2 separate regions of the Homo sapiens genome follow, and region 2 is linked to region 1. Evidence: chromatin loops called from intact Hi-C (ENCODE). Cell type or tissue: sigmoid colon. All regions are shown on one strand.

What was found. Peaks named below come from ENCODE experiments on the same cell type or tissue, not always from the same donor. Only the 100,000 strongest peaks of a DNase experiment are listed, where the experiment ranks them.
Region 2: it touches region 1 in a loop (5-fold over the local background); 6 of 110 quality-filtered maps call a loop at or near these places.

The regions. Positions count from the first base shown.
Region 1 is chr21:17,845,267-17,853,266 of GRCh38, forward strand. All of the region lies in intron 1 of LINC03147 (long intergenic non-protein coding RNA 3147), which reads right to left. All of the region lies in intron 2 of LOC124900465 (a long non-coding RNA gene), which reads left to right. Among named protein-coding and RNA genes, the nearest start is that of C21orf91, 30 kb to the left of the region's middle. In sigmoid colon, no CTCF peak of the experiment used is centred here; a DNase peak (open chromatin) is centred at 3,185; H3K27ac peaks cover 287 bases.
Region 2 is chr21:17,901,878-17,909,877 of GRCh38, forward strand. No RefSeq gene overlaps it. Among named protein-coding and RNA genes, the nearest start is that of LINC03147, 20 kb to the left of the region's middle. RefSeq lists an enhancer at 1,367-1,925. In sigmoid colon, no CTCF peak of the experiment used is centred here; no DNase peak of the experiment used is centred here.

The DNA.
Region 1 (8,000 bases):
TTTAATTTCAACTTAGAGTTGAAACATTTCAGCCAATAATTTGTTATTTTTTTAATGAAACCTGTTATAGTTCCACAAAAAGAACTCTCAATCCTCTTACAAATGGAGTAAACTCCTTTGTACCTATTGTAAGTGTAATTTTCATAGGCCTTAAAGTCATACATACAAACTAGGTAATATTTTATTTTTGGGTAATTGAACTTAGTTTCTATTATATGCCCTATTTCCCCTGATATTGTAATGCAAAATCTAGTCATTTCTAGATGGATTTAGCCTTTGTCATACTTTTGTCATGTCATCCTTTGTCTTGTAACTTCAAGTTTAAAATCATGTCATTTCTGGACTTTGCCTTTGCCTCCTGCTCTTCAGGGTGGTATTCCTGTTCCCTAGTTTATTCTAGACAGGATGGAGGTAGGGAGTCAGGGAAAAGGGACCTGTTCTTCCGTGGTCATGGTATTTGTCAGTCTTCCAGAAGGCCACCTCCTGAAATCTCTGCAACTGTGAGCGCCTCAGCTGCATAATGCCCACTTGCATTTGGGTTAAAAATTCTAGACCCTTGGGTCCTAAGCTGTCTCTTTCAAGTACCTTCTGAGCCCTGCTTGGGGAAGTGGGAGGTTTATTTGTCCACTTCTCACGGGTGACCTTAAGGTAGGATCAGAGCCGTCATCAGAGTCTCTTTGCCCCTCGATGTCACACCGAGCCACATCTAACTGTTGGCCCAATGTAACTGACCATTTTTGCTCTGATGCTGGGGTACTAAGTTGATGTGGTAGATCTAGAACACACTTTTTCCAACCTTCTCTCTCCTCAAACTATACACTAGGGAAGAGTAAGGTTTCAGTCTTCCCTCATGTGCATTTAACCCTTTTGCTGCTCCTCCATGAATTATTTTCATCCTATCAGGACGCTTTCACCTACTGGGCACCTAAACTTGCGTGGAGATGAAGGGTGTAACTTCTTTCTGTAAGTACTCTTCCAAAGTCTTTGCTGTTCTACAACATTGCTGTTTGAAGCTAAAAGCAAAAAACATGACATCCCTTTTATTCTGTTCTGCAGTAATTTTTCCTTTCCTGAGTTTGAAAATACCTTAGAATAAACAGGATGAAGGAAAGGTCTTTGGGAAACAAGAAAATTATCATAATTAAAAAAAACACATTTCAATTTTTTTGTCATGATATATGAACATACTCCTTCCTCTCCCTCCATCCCAGAACCAGTCAGATGCCAACATCTTCTTAATTTTATTTCATGCAGCTGGCTCTTCTCTTGCATTAGTGTGGCTAGCCCCTTCCACTCTCAACCTACTACATTTTGCAGTAGGTTGCTGGCTAGGCTCTGGCCTCACACTCTTATTTGCATCCTACACACTGAATATAGGTGAATCTTTCTAATAAATAGTACAAAAACCTTTAATGACATTATGTTGCCTCTGAGCTAGGTTGCATTTATATCCTGCATAATCTGACACCAACCTGTTTTATAAGAGTGACCTCTCATTTCATGAATCTCTAGTTTATTTATGTAGAAATAAACACTGAGGTCTTAATATGTTTCAGACACCATGCCAGGCACTGGGGAATGAATGAAAGATTTCAGTCACTCAGGTCGAAAGATTCTTGATGATAAGAACCAGTGAGGAACTGAGGAAACAATGGGAATCCTAATTACTTTGCTAGGTTTCATGCCTCTGTGCATTTTTCTAATATAACCAGGGCTGGGGAAGGCAGAAGTCAGAGAAAATTTCCCAGGGAAGATGAAGAGGAATTATTAAAATAGAGAAAGATAAGGAGTGTGTTCAGGCATGGTTCTCAGCAACAGTAAACAATGAAGGTATGAAATATTATAGTTTACATAATAGCATTTGTTTTTTGGTTTGATGACCCAGCATCTGAACATCCTTCCTGCATTGGATAATTCTCTATTTTATTAAAGGGAAACGATTTCCACTGTAGAAACCGAAGATACCAATGTGAAACTAGGGCATGAGCACACGACTTAGGTTCCATGAATTAGATGGAGACTCCCTAGACTTTGAATTGAGGGTAGTGATACCAAAAAAATCAAAACAAAACACAATCCATTCTGGTGAGCTTGGCAGCCGTGGTGGGAGGTACATGCCCTTTCCAGAGACCCTAGTAGTGGTGCCATGTTTGGTATCAGTAGGTCAGCCACGCAAGCTGCAGTTTCTGGGTCTAGCAGGAGGGGTGGTGGGGTTTCCAATGCACCAGTTCTGTGGTGTGATTTGAAAAATGATATTATTTAGATTTTGCTGCATAACTGATCATCCCATAACTAAGTGGTAAGTCGCAAAGACTCTCTTCTTGACTGAACTTTAGATAAGCTCTTCTGAGTTCTGTTTTTGACCATGCCCCAGTGTAGGCTTATAAAAACTGCAGACTCTCAGCATAAATGATTTTTGTCTATTTTCCATACTCCACTCCCACACTAAAATTTTTGAGCAAAAATTAATATAGTTTCTAGCAGCTCAAAGCTACATTCCTAGAATGACCCTAGCCCCTTAAACTGCTCACCTTGGAAAGCTCAAGACTGATCCAGTCCAAACCAGTAATAAACAGGCCCCTGAACCCTCCCCTCTTAGAGCAGTTGTAGTTTAGGAAGCTTGCAGTTGTAATTCCTTTCTCTTCCCCTTTGCGATGTAGATCTTCTACCACCCAAAATTAACATTCAGGGAAATAATTCCCCCTCTGGTGCCCAGCCCCGTGGCACCTTGCCTCTAATTTACACCACTGCCTTCTGCCATATAAATATAAGAAGTTTGCTTCTCCTTTAGATAAGCACCAATTAACAAGATCAGTTTCTGCTTAAGCCCCTGCTCATTCCCCCTTCCTTAGTCCCTCATTGTCCCTTTAACATGCCCAGTCACCTCTGCACAAATCAAAGTTCAGTTCATGTTGGAACCTCTTTCCCTTTGCAGTGATAATTACGGAATAAAGTTTATTCTTAGTGCTTTAACCAGTGTCTAACCAGTGTCTGGATTTATCTTTGACACAAGTCATCTCAGAACTTAGTAACTTATATTTAGCTTATTTATGATCTTGTGAAAACAGCAGTTTGAATTGGGTTTAACTGAACAGCTCTGGGCTCATTCATGTGTTTGGAGTTGGCTGCTGGTCGATGAGGCAGCTCTGTTTCTGTGGTTTGGCTGACTGTCAGCTGAGGCTATGGGGATGACTGGACCGCATGTCTCTATCACCGAACAGTCCAGCCCAGGGTTGTTCACATGACAGGTCAGCAGGGTTCCAAGAAGTAGAGCTCCTGTGAAGTCTACATTCAGAACTGATATAACCATCACTTCTGCCACATTCTTTTGGCCAAAGCAAGTCACAAGGCCAGCACCAAATCAAAGGGTAAAGAAACACCCTACCTCCTGATGGGAGGAACTTCAAAGTCACATTGTTAAGGGATGTGGATACAGGAAGAAAAATGATGGCAGGTATTTTGCAGACTATCTCTATACAATTGTACCCGCTGTGCAGCCTCCAAGCTTGATTCTTTGGGCCAGGTTTTGGAGCCTCCTTTAATCTTTAATGAAGTCTTTCTTACATCCGCCTAAATTGTTTCTGTGGCTTACAATTAAACATCTTGTTGAATATTCTGAGTCGCACATACATTCTCTCTCTCTCTTCACACCATGACTCTTTCCTATAATGTTTAGAGCAGCGCTGTCCAATAGATGTATACAAGCCTTAATATAACTTAAAAAATTTGGGTAGCCATATTTGAAAACATGAGAAGAAACAAGTGGAATTAATATTAATACTATATTTTATTTCACCCAATATATCCACAGTGTTATTTCAACTAATCAATCTACAAATTATTATATCATGAGATACTTTACTTTTTTTTATTCTAAGTTTTTGAAATCTCTTGTAAAGCTTACACTGTCAGCACCTCTCAATTTGAATTGGCTGCATTTCAAGTCCTCAGTGGCCTCTACAGGCTACCATATTTAGGACATTGTTTTTCCCCAGAGTGAGTCATTGCTTAGATCTGGATATCTGATTCACAAGTAAAGAATGACACTACTGAAGAGGCATAGGAAACGAAACCATCATATACTAACCATGAATTTTATACTGGACTCTTTTTTTTTTTTTGAGACAGAGTCTTGCTCTGTCGCCAGGCTGGAAGGCTGGAGTGCAGTGGCGCGACCTCAGCTCACTGCAACCTCTGCCTCCTGAGTTCAAGTGATTCTCCTGCCTCAGCCTCCCAAGTAGCTGGGACTACAGGCGTGCACCACCACGCCCAGCTAATTTTTGTATTTTTCTTAGAGATGGGGTTTGACCACGTTGGCCAAGATGGTCTCGATCTCTTGACCTCGTGATCCACCTGCCTTGGCCTCCCAAAGTGCTGGGATTACAGGCGTGAGCCACTACACCTGGCCACAGGGCGCTATTAAAAGCACTTTAACTAATATCTTAGTTTGGGTTCTACCCCTAGCAGAGCTTGAGACACGCATTTGGGTGAAAATAATTTATTTGAGGAATGATTCCAGGAAGCCAATTAAAGATATATTATTGAGCCAGTTATTGCTATGGAGAACTGGCTCAATTCCATGGACCCCTCAGGGAGCCATATAGAATGAATTTCAGAATTGTTCCTCTGAAGAACAGAAGACTGAGGCATTTATTTACTGACCCCCATTTCTCACTGGCTGAGGGTTGTGCCCATGGATGTTAGTGCCCCAACGTTTCTGGACTGTCCTATATAAGGCTGAGGAATCTTATAGCTTCAGAACGAGTCCTGAGGCAGAAAAGCTGAGCAATAAGGCAAACATCTGGCATAAGGTTTTTCCAGTATGTATGGGAATTGTCTGCCACCAGTTGGAACTGGAATCAGTGATGGGGCAGGCACATGGCAAAGCCTCTGCTATGCATACATTGTACAATTGTCTTCTTTTGTTCAGGCTGCTATAACAGAATCCCATAAATTGGGTGGTTTATAAACAACATGAATTCATTTTTTACAGTTCTAGAGGCTGGGAAGTCCAAGAGCAAGGCACCAGCATATTTGATATATGGTGAAGGTTCATTTCCTGGTTCATAGAATGGTACCTTCTTGCTGTTTTCTCACATGGTGGAAGGGAAGAACTCTGGTCTCTTCAGACCCTTAAAAGGGCATAATCCCCCTATGAGGGCTCCAACCTTATGACCTAATCACCTTCCAAAGGCCCCACATCCTAATGCCTTCACATTGGGAATTACTTTTTAACATATAAATTTGGGGGGAACCCAAACATATTTTTCAACAATACTTGTAAAACAGACATTATAATTTCCAATTTAAAGAGGAAACTGAGTATAATAAAAATTCCAATAGTATTCAAGATGATATACTCTTAAGTGACAGAGTGTGTTTCTTCACAAATATGACTTATTACAAGGTCCACAAAGAACATATTTTTTGGGATTTTTTTTTCCTTTTGGGGGAAATGTCCAGAGATTTTTTTTGGCTTGTGTATTTATTTATTATTTCAGAAATTTAGACAAATCTACAAAGTAGGCTTTGTTTGAGTTATCTTTAATCAGTTTTTTTTTGAAAGGGTACTGCCATAAAACAGGGTCTCATAAGAATGTGGTATATATATTTAAAAAAATACACATTTGCTATTGTGCTTGTTATATTTTCTGACCTTCAAAAAGAAATTTCCAATAAATTTTGTAAGCTCACTTATTTCCGTCATTCACTGCTGAATTTCTAGTGCGGAGCTCATTTTCAAGTCGATATTACGTACAGCAGATTCTCCCTAAATGAAAGGGACTGAACACACCACAGACTGGACAGCTCCCATTATCTGAAATAGCCATAAGCGGCTTTAATGCTGGAGATTTAGTTTAAAGGATTGTCCTCCTGGAAGACTGGCTGCAGTTGTTTGTGAGGCAGAACAAATTATAAAATGATTATGGCTTCAGAGATGTATGTTTCTAAATGATTGCTTCGCCAGTCCATAAAATGTCTGCTTTTAAAAAACAGGTGAAATCTGAGAGCCTTAAGAGATTGGATCTTTGGGATATTATTAAAAATGTCTTTATAGGGTCTGGATGCAACGCCACCGGAGTATATAACTTACCAAGAATGCTGACAGGAAGTCATCAGCATAAAGAAAGAAAAGCAAATTTAAAGATGAAAAAGAAAAGCCTTAAGAATGAACTTAGAATATAAACCTAAGCTAGAAAAACAGTTGGAAAAGTTCAGCCCAAACTGTTAACCATATTTTCCTCTGCAAAGTCTTTAGAATTGGGGATAGTCATGGGTGTTTGCTTCTGTATTTACTTGAATTTTTCAATACACAAACATGTATCGTGTACAATTTGTGCAATTAAAAATAATCTTAAAAGAAGATGCCAGCCAGGTGTGTGGCTCATGCCTGTAATCTCAGCATTTTGGGAGGCCAAGGTGGGCAGATCACTTGAGCTCAGGAGTTCAAGACCAGCCTGGGGCAACATGGTGAAACCCTGTCTCTACAAAAAATACAAAAATTAGCCAGGCATGGTGGTACACACCTGTAGTCCCAGCTACTTGGGAGGCCGAGGTAGGAGGATTGCTTGAGCCTGGGAGGCAGATGTTGCAGTGAGTCAAGATCATGCCACTGCACTCCAGCCTGGGTGACAAAGTGACACTCTGTCTTAATAAAAAAATAAGAAAATAAAAAAATAAATATAAAGAAAGAGCCATTAATAGACTGAGTTTTCAGTTTTATCATGTTATTTTGCCTCCAATCTAACTTACAAGTCTAATAACACATAGTAAGTATTCACTAGACATTCACTGAAGAGGGAATCCTCAGAATTTTTGATGTCATCAACAGTTTCATTTTGCAGTCAGGGATATATTTCAGCTTCTCAGTGTTTTCTAAAAATGTAAATTTTACTGTTAAATATGATTTTATGCCTGCCAGACTCCTTCTATGCAATGAAAGATACGGTGCCTTGTACTAACAGTCCCTTATCAGAAGCTTTCTAGAAATCACAATTATGAAAAGCTACCTGAAACAGAGAATAAATATTTGACCAGAGGAAACTAAGTTTTTAATATTTTGTTATCTCCCCTGATCTATTCATGTATTTAAAAATACTTGTTCTTATTATGAAAGTCATAATAAGACTTTTTTGGGGGTCTTGCTTGGCCTGTTTTATTGGAATTGCCTCTCTCTCCCCAATATTTGGCTGAAGTAATGGGGTTGGGTGGCCAGTGGCTGCCATATTTTGATTAGTTGACTTCCTACTCCTGTTTCCAGCTAATTGAACAAAACAGGGAATCTTGATCCAAGCTGAGCCAACTAGCTTGTCTCTTGTGGATTCTATCTAAGAAGAATAAAGATTCAGTCAGGCGATGGTGGTTTCTGGGAATATGGGCTAAGATAAGAGCAGCCATATTGGGGGCCATGCGTTGTTTGTCAAGCACAAGGACTCAAGGGAATGCAGATGCCCAGAAGGAAACATACACAGGAGACAACACACTCAGTGAGAGAAAAGATGAAGAGAATTGCCATGTTTTATTGCTTTCAGATTTAAATTTCTTGTGGGACCTGGCTCTACTACTTTCTCTTTAGTTATATGGGATGGTCCTGAATACTAATTGACTTAAGATAGGTTAATTTTGAGTTTTGCAAAAAAATTTAGAGAATATGGATATGGAAGAAAATAAAAACTGCCCATAAAAACATAGCCACCCATACATGTCTTTAGTGTGTTTTTATTCTATAGGAATGCTATAATATGCTTCTATGTAAAATTTCCTATCTTTTTAAAATAAAATTATGAACATGTTCATATTTTGTTAATTCCAATCTTGGTAAATCTCGCTCTTAGTTTATTAAGGTCTGTCTCTGTGTGGCTAAATGTGCCTGGGAAAAAATATTACCTTGCTGACTGGTTGAATTTTGAATTCATTGTTATTAATCACAAGTGGATGCCTGGCACCATACTGCAATTTCCTAGTCCTCCACTTGCCCATCGCCCAGAGACTATTTTCTT
Region 2 (8,000 bases), 57 kb after region 1:
GCTTTCAGCATTTAGAATCTCTTGCTACTCATTGCTTTCAGGATGCCACAGATTCTCTTTTGTCTGGAGAAATGTATGTGATAACCTGGCACTCACGCCTTGGTGTCTAGGTAGGTATATTAACCTACCAAGGATGTATGCATTTTAGAGACGTTATCTGGAAAGATCAATTCATGACTCAGAGCATGTTTTTCCAAGTGCGGCATTTCTAGGATACAGCATCTGGACAGGGAAAATGTTTCTGAGCAGTGGAGTAGTTAATTTTTTTTTGTTTTTTTTTTTTGTTTTTTTGTTTTGTTTTGTTTTGTTTTTTTTTTGAGGCGGAGTCTCGCTCTGTCTCCCAGGCTGGAGCGCAGTGGCGCGATCTCGGCTCACTGCAAGCTCCGCCTCCCGGGTTCACGCCATTCTCCTGCCTCAGCCTCCGGAGTAGCTGGGACTACAGGCGCCCGCCACCACGCCCGGCTAATTTTTTGTATTTTTAGTAGAGACGGGGTTTCACCGTGTCAGCCGGGATGGTCTCAATCTCCTGACCTCGTGATCCGCCCGCCTCGGCCTCCCAAAGTGCTGGGATTAAAGGCGTGAGCCACCGCGCCCAGCCTGGAGTGTTTAATTTTATGTGTCAACTTGTCTGGGCTGTAGTACTCAGTTACGTAACCAAACACCAATCCAGGTGTCACTGTGAAGGTATTTCGTAGATGCAATTAACATCTACGGTCGGTTGATTTTAAGTAAAAGATACTAACTTTCATAATGTGGGTGGGCCTCATCCCAACAGATGAAGTCCTTCAGAGCAAAAAACAGGTTTCACTGAAAAGAAAATCTGCCTGAAGACCATAGCATCCTCTCCTGACTGCATTTCCAGCCTGCTTGTCTGTCTCTACAAGTTTCAGACTTGCCAGCCCGCATAATTTCATGAGCCAATTCCTTAGAATAAATCTTTTAATGTACACACTCACACACACACATCCAAATGCTTCTATGTCTCTGGAGAATCCTGACTGATATATAAACAACTGCACAGGCAGGCAGTTGTTTTTGTATTCCTCGAATCATGCCTCACTGTGGTCATTACTAGCACAATGCTTTGAATATGAGAAGTGTTTAAATAATATATATTAAACGGATCAATGAGTAACTAACTGGAGATTAACCTAATATGAAAGTTAGTATTGAGGCTTTAAAGTAAAAAATAAATTTTAGCCTTGTGATCATATTTCTCCATAATATTGAAAGCCTTTATTGGGACTCGAATGGTTTCCTGTTTATCATCAAGTAATGATGGAGGTTTGCTCTTAATTCTGTATTGAGTAAATACATGTCCCATATAAAATTTTTTGCTGCCCTCTGGTGGATATAGTTCAATAAATAAACATTATACAATTATATATCAAATTCCATATATTAAGCAGTTTCTCATTTGTGTATGTTCCCAAAGTTGCTTTCTCAGTTTAGAAATTGGAATGCATTTTTCACATCAGAAGAGAGGTTAGTATCTCAGATCTGCTTGTAAATCCCTATTATAATAAATGGTACTTAAAATATGGCACAAAAAATAGTGTAGAGCCTAACAAGTAGGTAGTTGCAATGATTTCATGAGGAAATCCATTGAAAGTGATCACTTGGGAACACAGTTAGCCATCTTCCCTGCTGTGGCCTTGATTACTGAGGAAGGCGAAGTGGAATTTCCTGGATCCCATCCCTGGGGGTGCTTCTATGGCCTGCCATGGGGTGTGTGTATTGGGAGGTGGGGGTGGGAGGATGGTGAAGGACAGAATCGAAAGCTTTCCAGGAATGGGGTGAGGCTTGGGGGTGTAGTGAAAGGGAATGAGGCAGAGCATAGCCCGGAGGAACAGAAGTAGCTGAGTTCTAAAGAAATGAAAGATCTGGAAATAAAATACATATGGGACTGAAGGGACAAGAGTGACACTAAAGACAGGCAGAGAGGAGTGAAGAACAGTGGTAAAGAGTGTCCTGTGCCCGCTCACAAGAGCCAATTGTTAAATTTTCAAGAATTTTGTGAGCCACTTATTAAACACAGACATTATTAAAAACTAAGTCAAGGCCGGCCAAAGTGCCTCACACCTGTAATCCCAGAGCTTTGGAAGGCCAAAGTGGGATGATTGCCTGAGGTCAGGAGTTTGAGACCAGCCTGGACAACATAGTGAGGCCCCCGTCTCTACAAAAAATAAAACGAAAAATAAATTAGCTGGGCATGGTAGTGCACGCCTGCAGTCTCAGCTGCTTGGGAAGCTGAGGTGGGAGGATCACGTGAGCCCAGGAGTTCAGGCTGCAGTGAGCTATGATTGCACCACTACACTCCAGCCTGGGCAAAAGAGCAAGGCCCTGTCTCGAAAAAATTAGTCGTATAAACTTACAATGAAGTAAACTGTCTTTAAAACTAAACTAATATGTACTCAAGACTCACCGCTTCCTAAGTATTTTACTATTTAGTAAAGTCACCTTTTGAGATGATTTACGTTTTGCATTCATATGGTGGGAATATTCCACAATGATGTGTTGTCCAGCATCTCTCCCCAGCTCTGCATTCCGAGATATCAGTAACTTCTTGTTGGTTACAGTGTGAATACTTTTGCCAAGAAAACTGAAAAATGCTACAAATCAAATCAGCTCTCCTCTATCCCCAAGAGCTGAATGTTAAACAGTTGCCAGCATTCCACTGGGTAAGGACATCTCTTCAGTAACAAAAGAAGGTTTTCTTTCTTTTTTAAAAAATAGTTTCACTACCTGTGCTAGATTGGTGTTCTAGTTCATTTATTCATTAAATAAAAAATATTATTTTTTGATTCTCTACTTGTTAGGAGATAATTTTCCATGGGTTTCTTATGTTTCTGCATACCTTATAAGAAAGACACAGATTACCCTTTGTCCCAGAAAATCTTTTCAGTGATGTTCATACAGTGAATGGCCTTGGAAGCTAGGGATTGGGTCTCCCTTTGGAGCAAAGGGCAGACATGCTTGCTGCCCATTATAAAATTTTTGCATCCCCTAAACTCAGCATTCCTCTCCTGTATCACAACCCACTATGTATTCAGGTATCTTTCGGTTCTTTTGTGTCACCCTGTAGACTTGGGCCTCGAGATACTGTCCCCAAAATGCCAAAATCCTGGCTGTTGCTATTGTTGTGATTAATAAGCTGTTCTTCTTCTCTGACCCTGAGTCTCCTGTCTTCTACTGGCATCAATGAAACTGTAGCAGGCAAACTTATTGGCTTGTGAGTAGGGCAAAATTCAGTCCCTTCCCAGTTCTTTACAGTATTATGTGTCAGGCAGTGAGCAAGGAACTGAAATGCAGGGGTGAGTACGGCAAAAAGATCCTTGTGGAGCTCAATATGTCTTGTAGGATTATAAACAAAAAGCATTAAAAATAAATGATGAATATTTAAAATTTATATTAGGATAAGAATTAAGAAAGAGTAGAACAGTGGTGCGATAGAGTAATGGAGCTGTCTAGAGGGAAATCTGCATGAGTTGTTGGGGAAGGTCTCTCTGGTAGGTGGTTAAGCCAGGAGAAAGAAGTTACGGCTGAAGAGTGAAGAGAGGGAGTATGTAAAAATACCATAAAGGAGGCCAGCCAGGTGCGAAGGCTCTCGCCTGTAATCCCAGCACTTTGGGAGGCCAAAGGCAGGAGGATGGCTTGAGCCCAGGTGTTACAGACCAGCCTGGGTAACATAGTGAGACCCTCTCTCTACAAAAAAAAAAAGGAGTCATGAAGTAGCATTTTTTGGTTGATTAATAAAGGGGATTTTTTTTTATGGGAAAAGATATGTTTTCTTCCATTTTCCTCTTTTCATTAAGGTAAATACGTGGGAGGGGAGGTTTCCAGACAGTGTGATAGAAATGGCAGGAGATTGCACTTTTCCTGCATTGGAATCACATGAAATTCCAAATATTGTATAAAGACTTGTGATTTGAGGAAATCCCTGGAAATAACACTTGGGGGCTGAATAAGAGTAGTATTAGTACAGACGGTGGAAGGCAGCGAGGAGGACAGAAAACGTGGCTGTAGTGAGAGGAATGAAATGACTGTCTTTGTACCCTCCCTGAGCAGTGCTCCCAAGGTGAGAGCTGATGAACTGGGGATGGATTGCCTGGAGTTTTAATGTTTTCTGTCAACGTTAGGTAGCAAAATCCACGGAGTATGATTCCAACAAACAATTGAGAGTTAGAGTGAAGTGAAGCTACCTAAAGGACAGAGAAAAAGGGTTTGGAAACTCAGTTCCTGACTCTTGATTGCTCTATGACCTCTCTGATATCTTTATTAGGTATGGCACTTTCTTATAAGAGGTTGCTGTAACTACCCTACTGAAGATCTGAGATGGGAAAGCAAAGGCAGAACAGCAAACTATAAAAGTCCCCTTCTTACATCTTCCACCAATGTGGCGTTTGAATACTTCTGTGAATTTTTAGAAATATGGGTTAGAAGTTACACTCAAGGCAATTTAAAAGTAATATTTTTTACACTTCCTAGAAGTTACAGTCTAGTCAATTTACAAATAATATTTTTTAGGTCGGGTACGGTGGCTCATGCCCGTAATCCCAGCACTCTGGGAGGCCGAGGTGGGCAGATCACTTGAGTCAGGAGTTCGAGACCAGCCTGGCCAACACGGTGAAACCTTGTCTCTAGTAAAATACAAAAAAAAGAAAAAAAAAGAAAAAAAATACATATATGTATATATATTACTTGGGCGTGGTGGCAGGTGCCTGTAATCCCAGCTAATCCGGAGGCTGAGGCAGGAGAATTGCTTGAACCTGGGAGGGAGAGGTTGCAGTGAGCTGAGATTGTGCCACTGCACTCCAGCCTGGGTGACACAGCGAGACTCTGTCTCAAAAAAAAAAAATTTTTTTTTTATACTTCAATATCTTTATTGACATAAATGGATATTGTATAACGTCTGTTCTAGATGCAATCTGTAAGTTGGTTTTATTTGCTTTTTTCTTTTAGTACCAGGTATTAGATAACCTAAAGGTATGCACAAAGTTTTGTCCTTGGATAATAAAGTGCTGGCTGCTGGGTTTATCGGTTTTCACTGTAAAATGCCAAAAAAAAAAACAATCTAGAAAACATCCAAATTATTTTACTGTGAAATTTTGTTAAAATGAATATATTGCTGTAATCACATACCCTTACATTTTACCAAGCACTTAACGTAGTCCTATAAGAATGCCCAAAACTAGTTGTTGATATACTGGTTTTTTTTTTGCAGATGAAAAAGCAGGCTCAGAGTGGTGGCGTGAGCTGCTTCAAGTCACATAGTAACTAGCCAATGTCTTAAATGAGCCCTTGGAGCATCTACACGGTGTTCTGTGATCAAAGGCCTCAGGGAGTTTTTACAGATTTCCTTTCTGTTGCTTCCCTTTTTGTTTATGAGACTATCCTTGCTGCACGCCTCCGTTCTCAGTGTCAGTTTTTTTGCTGGCCCAGGCTTCTTCTATTCATAGCCAGAATGGAAGTCCCAGCACCAGTTCCTGCCCTGTGTGTAAAGCAGGGTCGTTTCTTGTCTGAATAAAATTTGCTGGTGGTTTTGCATATCTTAAAGTTTTGGAAAATGTATCCAAAGAGAATGCTCTTTTTTTTGAGATCGGGCCATCAGAAACACTGATCCCAGCATCATTTAATTTAACATCCTATTGGAGAGAAGAATAAAACACATCCATTCATATTCAAGGAAATCAGACCTAAATGTATCTACTTCTTAAAAAAATTCGAAGATATTGTCTTTAAAATAATAACCCGGCTGGGCACAGTGGCTCATGCCTCTGATCCCAGCACTTTGGGAGGTCGAGGTGGGCGGATCACGAGGTCAGGAGATCGAGCCCATCCTGGCTAACACCGTGAAATCCTGTCTCTACTAAAAGTACAAAAAATTAGCCGGGCGTGGTGGCGGGTGCCTGTAGTCCCAGCTACTCAGGAGGCTGAGGCAGGAGAATGGCGTGAACCCGGCAGGCGGAGCTTGCAGTGAGCCGAGATGGTGCCACTGCGCTCCAGCCTGGGCGACAGAGCAAGACTCCGTCTGAAAACAAACAAACAAAGAAACCAATAACCCTCAGGAATATTAAAAACCATCTCAACTTGCTGAGGAACCTAGAATAAGATATGTGTAGGGCTGAGAATATGAGCGATGAAAAAAAATTTCTTGACATAGTCAAATGGTGAAAACACTTATTTATTTATTTTTGCTCTATTTTTTATTTTTATTTTTATTATTATTATACTTTAAGCTTTAGGGTACATGTGCACAATGTGCAGGTTAGTTATATATGTATGCATGTGCCATGCTGGTGTGCTGCACCCATTAACTCATCATTTAGCATTAGGTATATCTCCTAATGCTATCCCTCCCCCCCCACCCGACTGCACAACAGTCCCCAGAGTGTGATGTTCCCCTTCCTGTGTCCATGTGTTCTCATTGTTCAGTTCCCACCTATGAGTGAGAACATGCGGTGTTTGGTTTTTTTGTCCTTGCGATAGTTTACTGAGAATGATGATTTCCAATTTCATCCATGTCCCTACAAAGGACATGAACTCATCATTTTTTATGGCTGCATAGGATTCCATGGTGTGTATGTGCCACATTTTCTTAATCCAGTCTGTCATTGTTGGACATTTGGGTTGGTTCCAAGTCTTTGCTATTGTGAATAGTGCTGCAGTAAACATACATGTGCGTGTGTCTTTATAGCAGCATGATTTATAATCCTTTGGGCACATACCCAGTAATGGGATGGCTGGGTCAAATGGTATTTCTAGTTCTAGATCCCTGAGGAATCGCCACACCTGCTTCCACAATGGTTGAACTAGTTTACAGTCCCACCAACAGTGTAAAAGTGTTCCTATTTCTCCACATCCTCTCCAGCACCTGTCGTTTCCTGATTTTTTAATGATTGCCATTCTAACTGGTGTGAGATGGTATCTCATTGTGGTTTTGATTTGCATTTCTCTGATGGCCAGTGATGATGAGCATTTTTTCATGTGTTTTTTGGCTGCATAAATGTCTTCTTTTGAGAAGTGTCTGTTCATATCCTTTGCCCACTTTTTGATGGGGTTGTTTGTTTTTTTCTTGTAAATTTGTTTGAGTTCATTGTAGATTCTGGATACTAGCCCTTTGTCAGATGAGCAGGTTGCGAAAATTTTCTCCCATTTTGTAGGTTGCCTGTTCACTCTGATGGTAGTTTCTTTTGCTGTGCAGAAGCTCTTTAGTTTAATTAGATCCCATTTGTCAATTTTGGCTTTTGTTCCCATTGCTTTTGTTGTTTTAGACATGAAGTCCTTGCCCATGCCTATGTCCTGAATGGTAATGCCTAGGTTTTCTTCTAGGGTTTTTATGGTTTTAGGTCTAACGTTTAAGTCTTTAATCCATCTTGAATTAATTTTTGTATAAGGTGTAAGGAAGGGATCCAGTTTCAGCTTTCTACATATGGCTAGCCAGTTTTCCCAGCACCATTTATTAAATAGGGAATCCTTTCCCCATTGCTTGTTTTTCTCAGGTTTGTCAAAGATCAGATAGGTGTAGATATGTGGCATTATTTCTGAGGGCTCTGTTCTGTTCCATTGATCTATATCTCTGTTATATATACCATGCTGTTTTGGTTACTGTAGCCTTGTATTTGAAGTCAGGTAGTGTGATGCCTCCAGCTTTGTTCTTTTGGCTTAGGATTGACTTGGCGACGTGGGCTCTTTTTTGGTTCCATATGAACTTTAAAGTAGTTTTTTCCAATTCTGTGAAGAAAGTCATTGGTAGCTTGATGAGGATGGCATTGAATCTATAAATTACCTTGGGCAGTATGGCCATTTTCACGATATTGATTCTTCCTACCCATGAGCATGGAATGTTCTTCCATTTGTTTGTATCCTCTTTTATTTCATTGAGCAGTGGTTTGTAGTTCTCCTTGAAGAGGTCCTTCACATCCCTTGTAAGTTGGATTCCTAGGTATTTTATTCTCTTTGAAGCAATTGTGAAGGGGAGTTCACTCATGATTTGGCTC